Linked DNA regions of Homo sapiens: region 1 is linked to region 2. A link is an interaction called in ENCODE POLR2A ChIA-PET data of the cell type or tissue named here. Cell type or tissue: HCT116. All regions are shown on one strand. Each heading gives the region's core, and the rest is flanking DNA. Links, peaks and the distances in the headings are about the cores only.

What was found. Peaks named below come from ENCODE experiments on the same cell type or tissue, not always from the same donor. Only the 100,000 strongest peaks of a DNase experiment are listed, where the experiment ranks them.
Region 1: POLR2A ChIA-PET joins it to region 2 with 6 read pairs; 4 of 35 experiments call an interaction of 5 or more read pairs at or near these places.

The regions. Positions count from the first base shown.
Region 1 is chr16:69,015,607-69,020,988 of GRCh38, reverse strand. The region is part of intron 15 of TANGO6 (transport and golgi organization 6 homolog); the gene reads right to left. Among named protein-coding and RNA genes, the nearest start is that of HAS3, 87 kb to the left of the region's middle. In HCT116, for the core only: no CTCF peak of the experiment used is centred there; a DNase peak (open chromatin) is centred at 3,348; H3K4me3 peaks cover 957 bases; H3K27ac peaks cover 2,461 bases.
Region 2 is chr16:68,918,813-68,924,194 of GRCh38, reverse strand. It overlaps TANGO6 (transport and golgi organization 6 homolog), which reads right to left. Exons shown (of 18, transcript NM_024562.2): 12 at 4,976-5,110. Among named protein-coding and RNA genes, the nearest start is that of TANGO6, 78 kb to the right of the region's middle. In HCT116, for the core only: no CTCF peak of the experiment used is centred there; DNase peaks (open chromatin) are centred at 264, 804 and 2,344; H3K4me3 peaks cover 1,798 bases; H3K27ac peaks cover 3,871 bases.

The DNA of each region.
Region 1 (5,382 bases), core at 292-5,291, 97 kb before region 2:
CAACAGTAGAGGTGGTGATAAGAAGATTCCGCATACACACACACACCACACACACACACACACACACACACACACACACACACATACATACATATATAAAGGGGGGGTGGGTCTTGCTCTGTTACCCAGGCTGGAGTGATCACAGCTCACTGCAGCCTCAATCTCCTGGGCTCAAGTGATCCTCTCACCTCAGCCTCCAGAGTAGCTGGGAAGACAGGTGTATGCCATCGCGCCTAATTTTTTGATTTTTTTGTAGAAACAGGGTCTCACTATGTTGCCCAGGCTGGTCTTGAACTTCTAAACTCAAGTGATCCTCCTGCCTCTACCTCCCAAAGTGTTAGGATTACAAGCATAAAGTCACCTATTTTTAATCACCAAATGATGACCTATATTGATAAATCACTGACCTGTCCTACCAGGCCCAGTTCAAATGCCACTTTCTTTGTGGAACCTGCCTCTTCCCCTCAGTGAGCTTCAATTAGCCCTCCTTGAAAGTCTCACAATACTTTGTGCTTAAGTCGCTTTGACTTAAATCACATTTGTCACTCGTGCCTTGGTTCCTAAATGTTTTAAGCCTGTATCTGTTTCTTCCATAAGACTATAAATTCCTTGAGGGTAGAACTTTGACTCCTTCATCTCTGATCCCATCAGGTCTTAGCAGTCTTTGCATATACAGTCATGAGCTGCATAACAATGCTTTGGTCAATCATGGACTGCATATACAACACTGGTCCTATCAGATTGTAGGGCAGCACACATTTAGAAACCTGATCAAGTTGGGGATCAAGTTGGGGAAATAATTAGTATTAGATCAAGTTGGGGAAATAATTAGTATTCAGTAATGGTGCTGGGACACTGGGACATTTGATTTTCTGTATAAAAAATATATATAAATATAATATCATCTAGGTTTGTGTAGGCACATTTTATGATGTTTGTACAATGACAAAATCACCTAACTACACATTTCTCAGAATGTATTCCCATTGTTAAGCAACACATGACTGTACTAGGTACAGGAAATGGTAATATTGAATTGAATTCATTCATTTATTCAACAAAACATAATTATGTACTAGGTATCATGCTAATATTCTAGGAATACAAGAACTGATGAAATACTATTTTTACCCTTTAAGAAGCCCAAAGTAGGCTGGGCACGGTGGCTCATGCCTATAATCCCAGCACTTTGGGAGGCTGAGGCGGGAGGATTGCTTGAGCCCAGGAGTTTGAGACCAGCCTGGGCAACATAGGGATAGTTTGTCTCTACAAAACTAAAATGAAATAAAATAAGGAGAAAAGAAGATGCCCAAAGTTTAAGGAGTACATATAAACAGATAAGTACTGACAATTATAGAACTGTGTGGCAAATGCTGTCACAGAGTCAAGCAGAGGTTGCTCGAAAGCATGACTTTGCTAGTCTCAGTCCCTTGGAAGGAAGAGGACGAAGAAGTTTGTTTTTTTTCGTTTTTGTTTTTGTTTTCCCCTCAAGGTCCAAAGCACAATGTACCTTCCATACAGTATAAGAAAAAGATAAAGGAGTACTTTCTCCAAAATGCTCCCAATTCCTAACATACTACATGCAGTCATAAGACTCACCTCTGTCCTGTTAACATCAACGTATGCTGCCAAAACTAAATCATTGATGACCTAGACATAACCTATTTTCAGAATAGAAAAGAGGAGATTTGAATTGTCATCTCAGACTCTTTGACCCAGTCTTTGCATTTCTAATTATCTATCCTAGAGAGGTAGTTACATATCTGCACAAGGACATCTGCATCAAGAATTTAGTGAATTGTAATCGTGAAAAATGAGAAGAAATAAACTAAAAAATTCATATAGGAAAGGTTAAATAACCATGGTATACCCATATTACGGATTACTATGCAGTGATTAAAATGAACATGACAGAATTATATATACTGACATGAAAAGCTCTCCTCAAGACATTGTTAAAGTGAAAGAAACTACCAGAACCAGTATTCCCATTTATGTATGCAAATATGCACACACACAACTTTTCCTACTATTAACAAATCAAACATACAGATTTATTTATTTATTTATTTATTTTTTGAGACGGAGTCTCACTCTGTCGCCCAGGCTGGAGTGCAGTGGCGTGATCTTGGCTCACTGCAAGCTCCGCCTCCCGGGCCTCAACCTCCTGAGTAGCTGGGACTACAGGCACCCGCCACCACGCCCGGCTAATTTTCTTTTTAATATTTTTAGTAGAGATGGGGTTTCACCGTGTTAGCCAGGATAGTCTCGATCTCCTGACCTCGTGATCCGCCCGCCTCGGCCTCCAAAGTGCTGGGATTACAGGCGTGAGCCACCGCGCCCGGCAAACATACAGATTTAAATATGTACATTAAATATTCAAATGCATAGGAAAAAAGAGAAAGGACATATACTAAGACAAAGGAGTTAACTTGTTTGAAGAGTAAATAGAGCTGGGATCAAACTTAAATGGTCTGATACTTAATTCCTATGAGTTACCTATGAGTAACTCCTATGATATATTGCATTTAAGAGATTTCCGGCCGGGCGCGGTGGCTCACACCTGTAATCCCAGCACTTTGGGAGGCCGAGGCGGGCAGATCACGAGGTCAGGAGATTGAGACCATCCTGGCTAACACGGTGAAACCCCGTCTCTACTAAAAATATTAAAAAGAAAATTAGCCAGGCGTGGTGGCGGGCGCCTGTAGTCCCAGCTACTCGGGTGGCTGAGGCAGGAGAATGGCGTGAACCCGGGAGGCGGAGCTTGCAGTGAGCCGAGATCACACCACTGCACTCCAGCCTGGGCGACAGAGAGAGACTCTGTCTCAAAAAAAAAAAAAAAAAAAAAAGAGATTTCCAACGGCTGGGCATGGTGTGGCTCACCATGGTGAAACCTCGTCTCTACTAAAAATACAAAAATTAGCCAAGCATGGTGATGGGCTCCTGTAATCCCGCTACTTGGGAGGCTGAGGTAGGAGAATTGCTTGAACCTGGGATGATGAGGTTGCAGTGAGCTGAGATCACGCCATTGCACTCCAGCTTGGGCAACAAGGGTGAGACTCTGTCTCTCAAAAAAAAAAAAAAAAAGATTTCCAACTAAGACTAAAATATACTTTTCTACCTTTGTTGCAGTGCTTTCTCTTTCTGGAGTTAGGAAGGGGGCTTGCTCACTCTGCAGTGGGAGATGAGGATCCAGAGTTAGAGATCTGTGTTCTAGGGTTGGCCCTGCTGCCAACCAGCAGAGTGACCCCTGGGCAATTCACTTCGCTTCCCTGGAAGTGGAGATGAGCCAGTGAGACAAGATGACCTCTCAGGCCCCTTCCACTTCTAAGTGTGTGAGTTGGTGAGTCACTTTCAGTTTAGTCATTAGGAAAATGAGATTTAGGAGACTGGGGAAGGAAGAAAAGGCACACATTCATGAGCCCTGGAGTGGGAGGCTGTTGTGGTTAAAGGAAGAAGGTTCCTTGTCAGGAAGGAAGGCACATAAAAAATGAAGGAAGTTTGGAATCTACAAGCAGGGGAAATTGCAGGTTGAAAAGGGTAAGAACACAGGAGAAACATTTTAATGTTTACTAATATAGTGGCTTATAGTTAAAAATAAATGATAAAGAAAAGGCATATTAACTTATCAAATAATGATTAAGTGTGTACTATGTGTCTGCCACTGTGCTGGGCCCTGGGGGACTAATCATAAGCAAGAAAGATACAGTCCTTACCCTCATGGCAAAACCTAATGGGGAAGAGGAAAAATACTGACCAAGCAATAACAATGGAGTGAGATGTGCCAAAATGGTGACAGAGAGGGACTTTTATGAGTAATGTTTGATCTGGTTTCTATTCTATTAACAACAGCTCCAGTATTATCTTATTTGCTCAGACTCTAAAGTGTGTTCATTTTTTTTTCACTACTCCCTGTTACCCTTCAATTAGTTCACTTATTATTCAGTCTTCGTTTACTTCCACACAGGATCTGAAGCAACTTACAATAAATAACGTTGAAACCATGTGTCATTAAAATAAACATTTTAGGCTGGGTATGGTGGCTTACACCTGTAATCCCAGCACTTTGGGAGGCTGAGGTGGGCGAATCACCTGAGGTCAGGAGTTTGAGACCATCCTGGCCAACATGGTGAAACCCATCTCTACTAAAAATACAAAAAATTTAGCCAGGTGTGGTGGTGCCTGCCTGTGGTCCCAGCTACTCAGGAGGCTGAGGCAGAAGAATAGCTTTAACCCAGGAGGCGGAGGTTGCAGTGAGCTGAGATCGCACCATTGCACTCCAGCCTGGGTAGAGACTCCATCTCAAAATAATAATAATAAATAAAATAAAATACATAAAATAAATATTTTAAAACCTCTACAGTAAGTGAGAGAAGTGCAGACATCCCAAGCTAAGAATGGCTACTGCAAATAAACCAAGAGTTTAGTAGTTTAATTTTACAATTCTTGGTAGCTAAGGCAAAAAAGGAATTAGAAAACACAGCTCTCATTATCCAATAAAAGAAGGAACATCATGAAGAGAGAGAAACTTCAGGAAGGACACTAAGAGGTATCTCATTCATTCATCCGGCAAATCTTTTTTTTTTTTTTGAGATGGAGTTTCGCTCTTGTTGCCCAGGCTGGAATGCAACAGCGCAATCTCGGCTCACCGCAACCTCCCTCTCCCAGGTTCAAGTAATTCTCCTGCCTCAGCCTCCCAAGTAGCTGGGATTACAGGCATGTGCCACCACGCCTGGCTAATTGATCCAGCAAATCTTAATTGAGTGCCCACAGTACTCCAATGTGCCAATGTTCTCAGTACTGAGGACAATATGGCATGAACAAGAAATCAAAGCTCCCATCTTCATGAAGCCTACTTCTAGCGGGGAAGAAAGACAATAAATAATAAAATTTCCAGCAGCAATGAAGGCTATGAAAAAAAATAAGGAGCGGGGGAGTTGACAATGTGGGTGAGGGCTCAGGGAAGAGCTCTCAGAGGAGAAGACCTCAAGGAACAAGGCATGTGAGGGCCTGGTGGAAAAGTGAAGAAGAGAGTGGGCAATAGAAGCTTTATATTCAATGCAGGAATCATACGGCTGTTTCTTATACTGACTGGCCATATAAGTCAAGAGCATATCACTATATTAACAAAACTGCAACTTAACGTTCCATTTATGTAAATTCCTGCCCTAACTGAGCTCCAGCACTCCTTTGAAAATGAGCATCCATTGGCCAGGTGCGGTGGCTCATGCCTGTAATCCCAGCACTTTGGGAAGCAGAGGGGGCGGATCATGAGGTCAGGAGATCGAGACCATCCTGGCTAACATGGCGAAACCCGGTCTCTATTAAAAATACAAAAAATTATCTGGGCGTGGTGGCGGGCGCCTGTAGTCCCAGCTACTC
Region 2 (5,382 bases), core at 253-5,252:
AGAATTAGAGAGAACTAGTCAGCTTAGTTAACTGGAAAGTCATTTTCTTTTTAAGTTGTAAAATTGGAGGCACTGTGGTTTGCAAGTAAGGGCTTTTTTAGCCAGTTTGATCACCTGCATACAAGCAGTTGAAGGATGCCTCTCCACTCTAGGGAAATTCTGATAAAAGACTGGATTACCTAGAGGATAATCAAGTGAAAGCCTGTGAAAACAAGAAGCATGGCTCTCCTTTGCCCCTGATAACACATGACTAACATTCACAACACTCCCATGGGTGTGCCCAGATCTGGAGGTTGCTCACTATGGGTGAGGGCAGTGTTTTTCAACTTTTTGAGCTCATGCCCTTTTGAAAAAACAAAACAAAACAAAACAAAACAAAACAAAACAAAACAAATCATGCCTCCTTCATTAGACATCACCTTTCCTTTCTTCCTTTTATTCTTTCTTCCTTCCATTTATCCATCCATTCAAAAACTGTTAATTAAGTACCTACTGTGGCAGGTTTATTAAATATGGCAGAAAGTAAGACATCTCTAAATGAGGCTGCTTGAAAGCAACAGCAATTAAGAAGGATTGTCTGCTCTTTGGAGTTCTATATAACAGCTTGAAATAATGGGAATTTTCCCAAGCAGTTCTATAGAGCACCCAAATTGGGCTCGGTGAAGAAGAGAAAGGACAGCATTGTAGCACAGGAACTGACTCAACCAATTCGCCTCACCAGCATGCAACAGATTTCAGCGGCTCGTCCCTCTCTCCCCTTCCTCCATTCTGCAATAGACCTCTAGCTTGCTTACCACTACTTCTACCCCAGCCTCTAATCGTTTGCAATGATTCTAATATGTAAGTCAGCAGCACCTAAAACACAGTCCATGCTCCTGGTAACCTTTCTGCCAAAGAGTCTGAGCAATGGTCTTTGATCAAAAACATGACCTAAGCAGGCCAGGCGCGGTGGCTCATGCCTGTAATCCCGGCGCTTTGGGAGGCGGAAGCGGGCAGATCACCTGAGGTCAGGAGTTCGGGACTAGCCTGACCGACATGGAGAAACCCCATCTCTACTACAAAAAAAAAAAAAATACAAAATGAGCCGGGCGTGGTGGTGCATGACCGTAATCCCAGCTACTTGGGAGGCTGAGGCAGGAGAATCGCTTGAACCCAGCGGGCGGAGGTTGCGGTGAGCCGAGATCGTGCCATTGCACCCCAGCCTGGGCAACGAGCGAAACTCCATCTCAAAAAAAAAAAAAAAAAAAAAAAAAAACATGACCTAAGCAGTGTAGAGTAAGACCAAGCTAAAGCCCCCTTCCCCTTTAGAGAAGAGATGCACCTTTTCTCTCCCAATAATGGGCCCCCACCCCAGTAGAATCTAGATTTCAAGATTTGGAGCCCAGCTTTTAACCAGAAGCTCTGCTGCCTCCCTGGAACAACATGGTTTTGGTTTTTCCTAAAGAAGGTCTGGAATGGTCTGCTCAGCCTCGTGCTTTAGAGACCAATGGACAATACAACATCATGCAGAAACTGCTTCTTGAGGGGACAGGGAGGAGTAACCAATGTATAATACTTTTAGTGGTGACTAACTCTGAAATTTAGAAAATGAGCCTGGAACTACAGTTATCTTGTCAGCAGTCTTTTTTTTTTTAATTATAAATTTTTGTTTGTTTGTTTTGAGATGGAGTCTTGCTCTGTTGCCAGGCTGGAGTGCAGTGGCATGGTCTCCGCTCACCGCAACCTCCCCCTCCTGGGTTCAAGCGATTCTCCTGCCTCAGCCTCCCAAGTAGCTGGGATTATAGGCACGCGCCACCAAGCCCGGCTGATTTTTGTATTTTTAGTAGAGATGGGGTTTCACCATGTTTGCCAGGCTGGTCTTGAACTCCTGACCTCGTGATCCACCCGACTTGGCCTCCCGAAGTCCTAGGATTACAGGCATAAGCCACCGCGCCCGGCCTTTTTTTTTTTTTAATTTTGTTTTTGTTGTTGTTGTCAGCAGTCTTAAATACATGCTTTTTCCAAATTAACTCCTCTTCCCAGACACAATGTTCTAATAATCACTTTGATTACATAAATTAGAAACAAAAAAGGTTCAGATGATGTTAGATTCTTTTTTAATAAGCCAAAACAACGAATCCTAGTAAGAAATAGGAAAAAACAGTATATTGTTAGCCTGACAATGATTAACTGAAAACACAATTCAGAACCATGACATTTTTTTCTAATACAAAGAAAGAAAATCCAGCATTACTATAGAAGCCATTTACAAATCCATGATTCAAACAGAAAAAAAGTAGTAGATCTAGGGCAAAGGTATAGGGGGTGACGTGCTTATGTTCACTTAACTAACTGCAAAGTCAGAGGAATGCCGGATGTAATCAGTGAGTCAGGATGGCTCACAGAAAGGCAGGGGCCTGCAAGGTATAACCTTGATATCAGTCAGGTGAGTCTGTCTTAGAACACAACTAATGTGCACAGCCAGCCCTCCAACAATGGGCTTCTAGAAAGGGAAATGGAGATTTTTGTGATCTATCTTACATTGGGATGTGGTTTGAAATGATAAGTGTGAAGTAAAGAGAAGCCAAAAAAAAAAAAAAAAAAAAAAGCACACTCTCACCTTGTGGAAAAAGACTATTCAAATCAATATTCAACCAAAAAAAAACAAAACAAAACAAAACAAAAATCTATTTGGCCAACTAAATCCAATAAGAATACAACTTAAGAAAAATGATTCCGGCCGAGCGTGGTGGCTCATGCCTGTAACACTTTGGGAGGCCGAGGCGGGTGAATCACTTGAGGTCAGGGGTTCGAGACCAGCCTGGCCAACATGGCAAAACCCTGTCTCTACTATAAATACAAAAAATTAGCTGGGCGTGGTGGTGCATGCCTGTAATCCCAGCTACTTGGGAGGCTGAGGCAGGAGAATTGCTTGAACCCAGGAGGTGGAGGCTGCAGTGAGCTGAGATTGTGCCACTGCATTCCAGTCTGGGTGACAGAGTAAGACTCTGTCTGAAAAAAAAAAAGAAAAGAAAAAAGAAAAATGATTCCATCAGTGAAACTTTCCTTGATAGTTCTTTTTTTTTTTTTTTTTTTTGAGACAGAGTCTCGCTCTGTTGCCCAGGCTGGAGTGCAGTGGCGCGATCTCGGCTCACTGCAACCTCCGCCCACTGCAACCTCCGCCTCCCAGGTTCACGCCATTCTCCTGCCTCAGCCTCCCGAGTAGCTGGGACTACAGGCACCCGCCACCTTTTTTTTGTATTTTTAGTAGAGACGGAGTTTCACTGTGTTAGCCAGGATGGTCTCGATCTCCTGACCTCCTGATCCGCCCACCTCGGCCTCCCAAACCTTGACAGTTCTAACAGCAAGGGTATACTATGGCTCTAGAAACTGAACCAAAAGCTTTTTTTTTAAAACAATATGGAAAATATATAATTAGAAGTGCTAAGTAAATCTAAAGAAATGGGCTTCACACTAATAACAGGCCCAGATAAAATTCCCTTTCCTTTTAGACAGGCTAGTGAAAGGTATATTCTAATACATCGAGAATCAGAATCAGATTTGAATCCTCAAGCTCAAAAATCCATTCCCAGAGGGTATCCTACTCATTGCTAAGGGTTATGAGCAGGCTGGCTGCAGGGTAGATTTCATAAGACTCACACTAAGCCTATTCTGCTTTCCTGCAGACTCCTCACCTAACTCGGTATGTAATCAGCCAGTCACACACACATGCATGGTCTAGCCCTTGACTATCTTTTGTCCTTGCAGGCATGCTCTTCCCCTTGGTCTCTACAATTCACTAACACCAGCCTTCCATCAGTGTCTCAAGTATACCAAGCTCTTTGCTGCTTCTAAGCCTTTGTACGTGATGTTTTCCTTACTTGGAAGAGTTTCCTTCAAATCTTAGCTTACGCTTACACTTCCTCAGTGGAAATCTTCCCAGCCTAGGTTAGATGTTATGTGCTCTTGGTACCCGCCACTTCTCTTTTGAGACCCTTCATTCAATTCTAAGTACATTTCTGAACAGTCATTTAGTGTCTGACTTCCTTACTGGACTGCAAGTTTCATGACGGTCTGCCCTGTCCCCTGCTGTATTCCCAGCACCCTAGCTTAGTATGTGTGGCACACAAGTATGCAATATGTAGGTTTTGTTTGTTTAATTTTTTTTGAGATGGAGTTTAGCTCTTGTCACCCAGGCTGGAGTGCAATGGCACGATTTCGGCTCACTGCAACCTCCGGCTCCTGGGTTCAAGCAATTTTCCTGCCTCAGCCTCCCGAGTAGCTGGGATTACAGGCACCCGCCACCACGCCCAGCTAATTTTTTTTAAATATTTTTAGTAGAGACGGGGTTTCACCATGTTGACCAGGCTGGTCTCAAACTCCTCACCTCAGGTGATCCACCAAACTCAGCCTCCCAAAGTGCTGGGATTACAGGCTCAGTGAGCCACCGCACCCGGCCAATATGTAGTGTTTAAAAAAATAAATTTAAAAATTATAAATTAGGTATGTAAAAGACATACATACTTAAAAGTGGCTGGAAGCAAAGCTTTAACATGCTACCTGATAAGGGATGAAGAATGAATCCTGTGCTAAAATGGAGCATTCAAAATAGATGGATCCTATGCAACCAGTTGAGGACTTTCCCCAACAACAGTAGCAGAAACAAGGGCTGAGCTTTGGAGAGTGAGAGCCAGAAAATCTAGTATTCACCTCAGATGCAAAACACCAGGCTAGATGTTCCCAAATTAAGATTGTAACAGGTAGAAAGGACCCTGCCCTTCTGATAGTGAAGTCTATGCAGGTGACAGAGTAGAAATGGTGCAACTTTCTTGTTCTCTACTTTGGAGAGAATTCTCATTAACAAACTAACTTCTTTATCTAGGTTCTCCTATGTACAATATCCATTCTTATTTCTCACAAGGATATGGAAGGAAAACAACTGGTATTTCGCTTCTCCCTTCCCTCCATTCAAGCTTGCCTCATGTCTACAACTCACCTGAACAGCTCCTCCTAGCATGACAGCCACCAGCCCCATGGACATGCTCAGCGTCTGTGATTCCACGGTGCTCTCTGCCTGATGGGCCAGGCTTGCACAGGCTCTCTGCAATGTTGCTGCTACAAAGTCCACCACCTACCCAAAAAAGGGAATTGAGAATCAATGAGGAATGAAAAAAAAAAATCATAATTCTCCTTACATCTTATGTCTACATCCTCATCTTCTTCATCTACATCATGATAGCAAGAACCATCCAGAACAACTGCTACTTACCATGCAGATGTGATGTTCAGTGTTTTTTTTTTAAACATTTACCGGTTTATTATAAAGGTTATTACAAAGGACACAGATGAACAGACAGATGGATAGGACAAGCGGGTGGGGGTGTAGCTTCCATGCCCTCTCTG